Linked DNA regions of Homo sapiens: region 2 is linked to region 1. The links are chromatin loops, found by intact Hi-C in ENCODE. Cell type or tissue: dorsolateral prefrontal cortex. All regions are shown on one strand. Each heading gives the region's core, and the rest is flanking DNA. Links, peaks and the distances in the headings are about the cores only.

Region 1 (2,915 bases), core at 204-2,703:
CTCTTGCCTCAGCCTCCCTAGAAGCTGGGATTTCAGATGCCCGCCACCATGCCCAGCTAATTTTTGTATTTTTAGTAGAGACGGTGTTTCACCATGTTGGCTGGTCTCGAACACCTGACCTCAGGTGATCTGCCTGCTCTGGCCTTCCAAAGTGCTGGGATTACAGGCATGAGCCACTGCACCTGGCATTTGACCTCAGAACCAAATGGTGAAGAGGCAGCCTTCTGGGGGCAAGGTATTCCAGGTGGAGGGGATGGCAAATACAAACACCCTACAACAGGACGAGGAACAGAAAAAAGGCCAGCTTGACTGCAGCAGTTTGAGCAAAGGACAGATGGTGGAAGACCAGAGAGGTTGGCAGGCCTGGTTACTAGGGCCTGTGGGCCACCAGAAGGAGTTTGTTTAGAAGTACCATCTGGCTGCTGCACAGAGAATGGGCTGGAAGCAGGGAGATCAGTTGGGAAGCTGCTGCTTATTCTAGGCAAGAGATGTTGGTGGCTCCAACCAGGGTGCAGCAGCAAAGGCAGATGTGTTCACAGCAAATACATATTTGTGAAGTGAAACTGACAGGACCTGTTGATGAACTGGGGGATGGCGGGTGAGGGGAAGGAAGATGTAATTAATTATTTCAAATTAATAATGTGAAGGTTGAGAGGTTAAGTAAGGTGAACACATAAAAGTGACTCTGTTCACAGCAGCAGTAGCACCAATATGGCAACAGCGGGAAGATGGGATTAGTGAGAGGTTGCTGGAAAATAATTCCGTGAAGGCTCTGGGAATGAATGAATTTGGCTTCACACAGAGGAGACAGAGGTACTGTTCCATTGACAAAGGCAGGCTGATAATCTGTGAGGCCAGGAATCTCTCAAACTTTTACCAGCAAGGGTTTTTGTTTGTTTGTTTGTTTAAGCCTTGGCTGACTCTGAACAGATCTGTTTATTTCTCTCTCTCTCTCCATCTCTTTTTGCTTTCCAGGATAAACATCTGTCTCATTTCACCAACTCTCCATTGGCCTCAGCGTCTCTCCTCTCAGTAGATTCTTCAGAATACTATCATCCAAGTCAAGCAGGGAATTCTGCTCATAGTAGGCACTGAGAAAATGTATTGAGGGACAATTCAAGTGCCCCCTCTGGGTTCAGAGAAGTTGCATCTATTACTTTGTTTCACTTACTTCATTGTTTCACCTCTCCCTTCTCCTTTACCAGCTCAAAATGCTTGGCTCTTTTTGACTGGGAGGAGGCATGATCAGGCTTAACACTTTTTTTGTTATTGGCCGGCTGGCTGGTTTTATTGTCTCCTGACCCTAAGGTCTGGGGCCTCTTCCAGTCCCCTGCATACACACAGCAGGCCTGAAGGGGTCCTCAGAGCTCCCTCTGAAACCACTGTATCAGGCTAGTCTTCTTTAGCTAACGTTATCTTTTATTTAAACAGAAACAGTAGCCACCAGTCTTGTTACATAACATACCAATATCCTAGGGTGTTAAACTAATTCAGCATCTACTGTTAGGAAGTGGTGATGTGGCAACACAAATATTCGCTCACACAATATTGCGGAAACGTTGTAACAAACATGACTTTCTGGCCCTACTTAGAATTTCAGAGCTGGAAGGGACTTGAGATCATCCTATTTCAACCCTCCTTGTTTTAAACTGTGGAAACCTAGGCCTGGAGAGACAAAGAAACTTGCTCAAGAAGCAGATCAGGGCGAGACGGCAAGCTCTTACTAATCTAAAGAATCCATCACATCTTAGATTAAGGATTAAATGCTAAACAGTTCTTGTTTGTGATTCCTCTCATCTGAAAGCATTCCCCCCCCCCCCCCGTTTTAGACTCTCCAAACTAGTCAGTTGTGAACCAGGACATAGCCTTTGTTTACACTGAAACTGCAAATCTGAGGCTGATATGTCAGCCCCACAATACTGAGGTATTTGGGGTGTTTTGTTGTTTTTACTAACCTTGGTGACTGGATTCACATGCAATAGATATTAACTGAATACAATTTGGTTGACCAAGCATATTTTAAAAACAGCTGGGTGGAGATGCAGGTGAGCCAGCATTCTGGGTGTACGTGCAAACCAGTGTGTGGAAGGCGGAGAGTCAGCTGCACCTCCTGCAGCACCTCACATCCTGATGGCTGCACAGTAAAACACTAGTTTCCTTGGAGGAAGAGTTCCCAGAGGAACTGCGGAACCCCAGTGTCTTGAGCGAAAGGCAGGACCTGCTTTGTTCACCTTGTCCGTGCCAACATTCTTTATCAAACTGTCCTGTTTTCCTGCTGGGAAACTGCCCCACTCCACCCACCTGGTGCCTCCCTGGTTTCCTGACTGCCACGAGGTTATTTTTTAACCTGCTCTTCCTTGAAAAGCACCACCCCGGTGACCCAGAACGTGGACTCCTCCCCTCTGGTCACTCGGACCATCCCACTCTAATTACCGTCATCTGCCTCTGAAAGTCATGGAAAATTAGCAGCAATGGGGCGGTCTTCAATTCCACTAAGCCCCTTTCGTACTTTTAATTCGCCGAAATTACTAGCAGGGCAGAGAGAAGAGGGGAAATGCCTGGCTTCTGAGCAAGGCATGGGTGGGCTGGGTGCAACTAGCACTATCATTTTCTTTTAATTTTATTATTATTATACTTTAAGTTTTAGGGTACATGTGCACAATGTGCAGGTTTGTTACATATGTATACATGTGCCATGTTGGTGTGCTGCACCCATTAACTCGTCATTTAGCATTAGGTGTATCTCCTAATGCTATCCCTCCCCCCTCCCCCCTATCATTTTAAATTCAATTACCCGGGGCCTGAGGGCCACTTCTGGTAACTTAGGCTATGGCTTAGGGCGAGGTTTAAAACGTAAGAAAGGAATGACTATCTTGAGCCTCCAGGGAGATGCACTGCAAATCCCCCCGCCCCAA
Region 2 (2,915 bases), core at 92-2,591, 230 kb after region 1:
GGGTTTCACCATATTGGTCAGGCTGGTTTGGAACTCCTGACCTCAGATGATCTACCTGCCTCAGCCTCCCAAAGTGGTGCTGGGATTATAGGTGCCAACCACCGCTGCTGGTCTTTCCTCAGATTTTAATGGTAATACTTGACAGAGCAGGAACATTGCCATCTTGGACAAGCACTGCTATTCTAAAGTTCCCCTTGATCAAAAACTGCCTAATCCAAAAGGCATCAGCCTAATGGCTAAGGTCAGCATGACCATAAACCGCAAATGACATCTCTGACCGGAAACCTTCCAACCATAAGATAAACCCCTCCCCGACTGGAGAGATGTCAGCCCCAAGATAACCTTCCCTCCAACCAGAGACATTCCAACCCCGCAATAAACTTCTCCCCGACACAGAAATATTACAAGCCTGTGATAAATTCTCTTGCCCTGAACTCTTAAATAATCTTAGTCTGTAAGAGAGGGCCCCTGACTGAAATCGGCCAAAAGCCCCTCTCAGGCTTATTCTCTAAAATAAACCTGTCTTTGACTGTTGAGCCGCTTTTAATGTTTCTTTCCTCTTTCTTTAATTCTTACAATACTTAAATATGTAAGCTCCTTTTTTTTCCTATGAAAAAATTGTATCATAACTGAGAAATCAATAAGGACAATAAAAATTAAGATATTAAAATAAGGCCAGGTGTGGTGGCTCACACCTGTAATCCCAGCACTTTGGGAGGCTGAGGCAGGTAGATCACTTGAGGTCAAGAGTTCCAGACCAACCTGGACAACATGACAAAACCCTGTCTCCACAAAAAATACAAAAATTAGCCGGGCCTGTTGGTGTACGCCTGTAGTCCCAGCTACTGGGGAGGCTGAGGCAGAAGAATTGCTTGAACCTGGGAGGTGGAGGTTGCAATTAGCCGAGATCTCACCACTGCATTCCAGCCTGGGTGACAGAGTGAGACTCCATCTCAAAAATAAATAAATAAATAAATAAATAAATATAAATAAAATGGAAAGAATTTGCAATACAAAATCTATGTGCCTTAAGGTAAGTCCTACTAAAGACATGCAGTAAATGTTTATTTATGTTTCAATCTGTTTCACTTTTTGATTTTATGAGTTAAATGTCAATGAAAAATTTTTTTCAGAGAAATAGTACTGTTTCATTTTTCTTTTAAATAATGTTGATCTGAAATTTCTCAAGTAAACCCAGCTTGCCACCTTCAGGTCACTGAAAGATTTACAGAGACTATAGTCAGAACACTAATACTGCATCTTTCTCAATAATCCATAATTAATAATATCTTGATCACTCTATTGTGCCTTTGTCAAATGCACTCTATCTAGAATCTTTCCCTAGCATTTACTGGAATCTTCCCAACTTTCAAAGCTCAGTTCAAATGTCACTAACTCCTAGAAGCCTTCACTGATCACTCTAGCTAGTTTTTCCTCCTCTAAATATTTTATTTCCTTGATTACTTGTAATCTCACTGAAGGTAATAACCATGTCCTACACATATTTTATGCCTCTGCGTGGCTATTAAAAAAGGTGCATATAAGAATTGTGCATTCTAGCTGGACGCGGTGGCTCATGCCTGTAATCCCAGCACTTTGGGAGGCGGAGGCAGGCGGATCACCTGAGGTCAGGAGTTTGAGACCAGCATGGCCAACATGGTGAAACCCCGTCTCTACTCAAAATAAAAAAATTAGCCAGGTGTGGTGGCAAGCGCCTGTAATCCCAGCTACTCAGGAGGTTGAGGCAGGAGAATTGCTTGAACCCGGGAGGCGGAGATTGCAGTGAGCTGAGATCATGCCATTGCACTCCAGCCTGGGTAACAAAGTGAGACTTTGTCTCAAAAAAAAAAAAAAAAAAAAAAAGAATTGTGCATTATAATATTTACTGAATGAACACATGAATGAATAAATAGGAAGCTAGAGTAAACATTGAGCTTTCACTTGGAAGAGGTCCCATTTTACTAGTAAATTAACGGGAATTCTACACATTTATTAAAGACTATATGCATACATATAAAAGCACAATTTTCATTGACAACTAGCAGTGTCTCAATCTCTATTAAGCTCTCAAACAATATTGTTGATGAATGATTTAATGACTATTTGGTGACTGGCTTTGTGATAACTACTCAAATCTTAATATCTAGACATTTAAAGAGAAGAAAGTGTGATGATATCTTTTACTTTTTTTTTTTTTTTGAGACAGTCTCACTCTGTCACCCAGGCTGGAGTGCAGTGGCATGATCTCAGCTCACTGCAACCTCTGCCTCCTGGGTTCAAGTGATTATCATGCCTCAGCCTCCTGAGTAAGCTGGGATCACCGGCGAGCGCCGCCACGGCTGGCTAACTTTTGTATTTTTTTGTAGAGATGGGGTTTTACCATGTCGGTCAGGCTTGTCTTGAACTCCTGGCCTCAGGCGATCTGCCCGCCTCGGCCTCCTAAAGTGCTGGGATTACAGGTGTGAGCCATAGCACCTGGCTGCTATTTTTTACTTTTGGACTGAACGTGAGATATTTCTCTTGTTTTGTGATATGGCCATACCATCTAATTATTTTCCTCTAAACCCCCAAGTTGCTAATATACTATAAGCTTATTAATAAAATATGTAACCGTGGCATGTAGTCCACCAATACATGACTCAGAAAAATTCCCAAATTTTTTGTCTAGTTCCATTTAGTTTAGGGCATGAGGTTTTCTTTCATGTTTACATTCTCTCTAGAATGAAGTTCCCCTCTCTCTCTTTCAAGGTCTACATGTATCCAGGACTACTAGATGAAAAACTGGTCATAGATGTTTGTTTCTGGTTTTTTAATGGAGAAGGGAATGGTCCACACTTGAGAATGGTTTATCTCCTTGAATTCCTTCCATTAGAATTTTCTTTCTTTCTTTTTTCTTTCTTTCCTTTTTTCTGAAA

Evidence for each region. Hi-C counts contacts between places; a loop is a spot of excess contacts. Peaks named below come from ENCODE experiments on the same cell type or tissue, not always from the same donor. Only the 100,000 strongest peaks of a DNase experiment are listed, where the experiment ranks them.
Region 2: it touches region 1 in a loop (4-fold over the local background); 41 of 110 quality-filtered maps call a loop at or near these places.

What each region holds. Positions count from the first base shown.
Region 1 is chr17:59,328,390-59,331,304 of GRCh38, forward strand. No RefSeq gene overlaps it. Among named protein-coding and RNA genes, the nearest start is that of YPEL2, 1.8 kb to the right of the region's middle. In dorsolateral prefrontal cortex, for the core only: a CTCF peak has its summit at 1,348; a DNase peak (open chromatin) is centred at 1,332; H3K4me3 peaks cover 1,395 bases; H3K27ac peaks cover 2,500 bases.
Region 2 is chr17:59,557,952-59,560,866 of GRCh38, forward strand. No RefSeq gene overlaps it. Among named protein-coding and RNA genes, the nearest start is that of DHX40, 6.2 kb to the right of the region's middle. In dorsolateral prefrontal cortex, for the core only: a CTCF peak has its summit at 1,195 (motif pointing left); no DNase peak of the experiment used is centred there.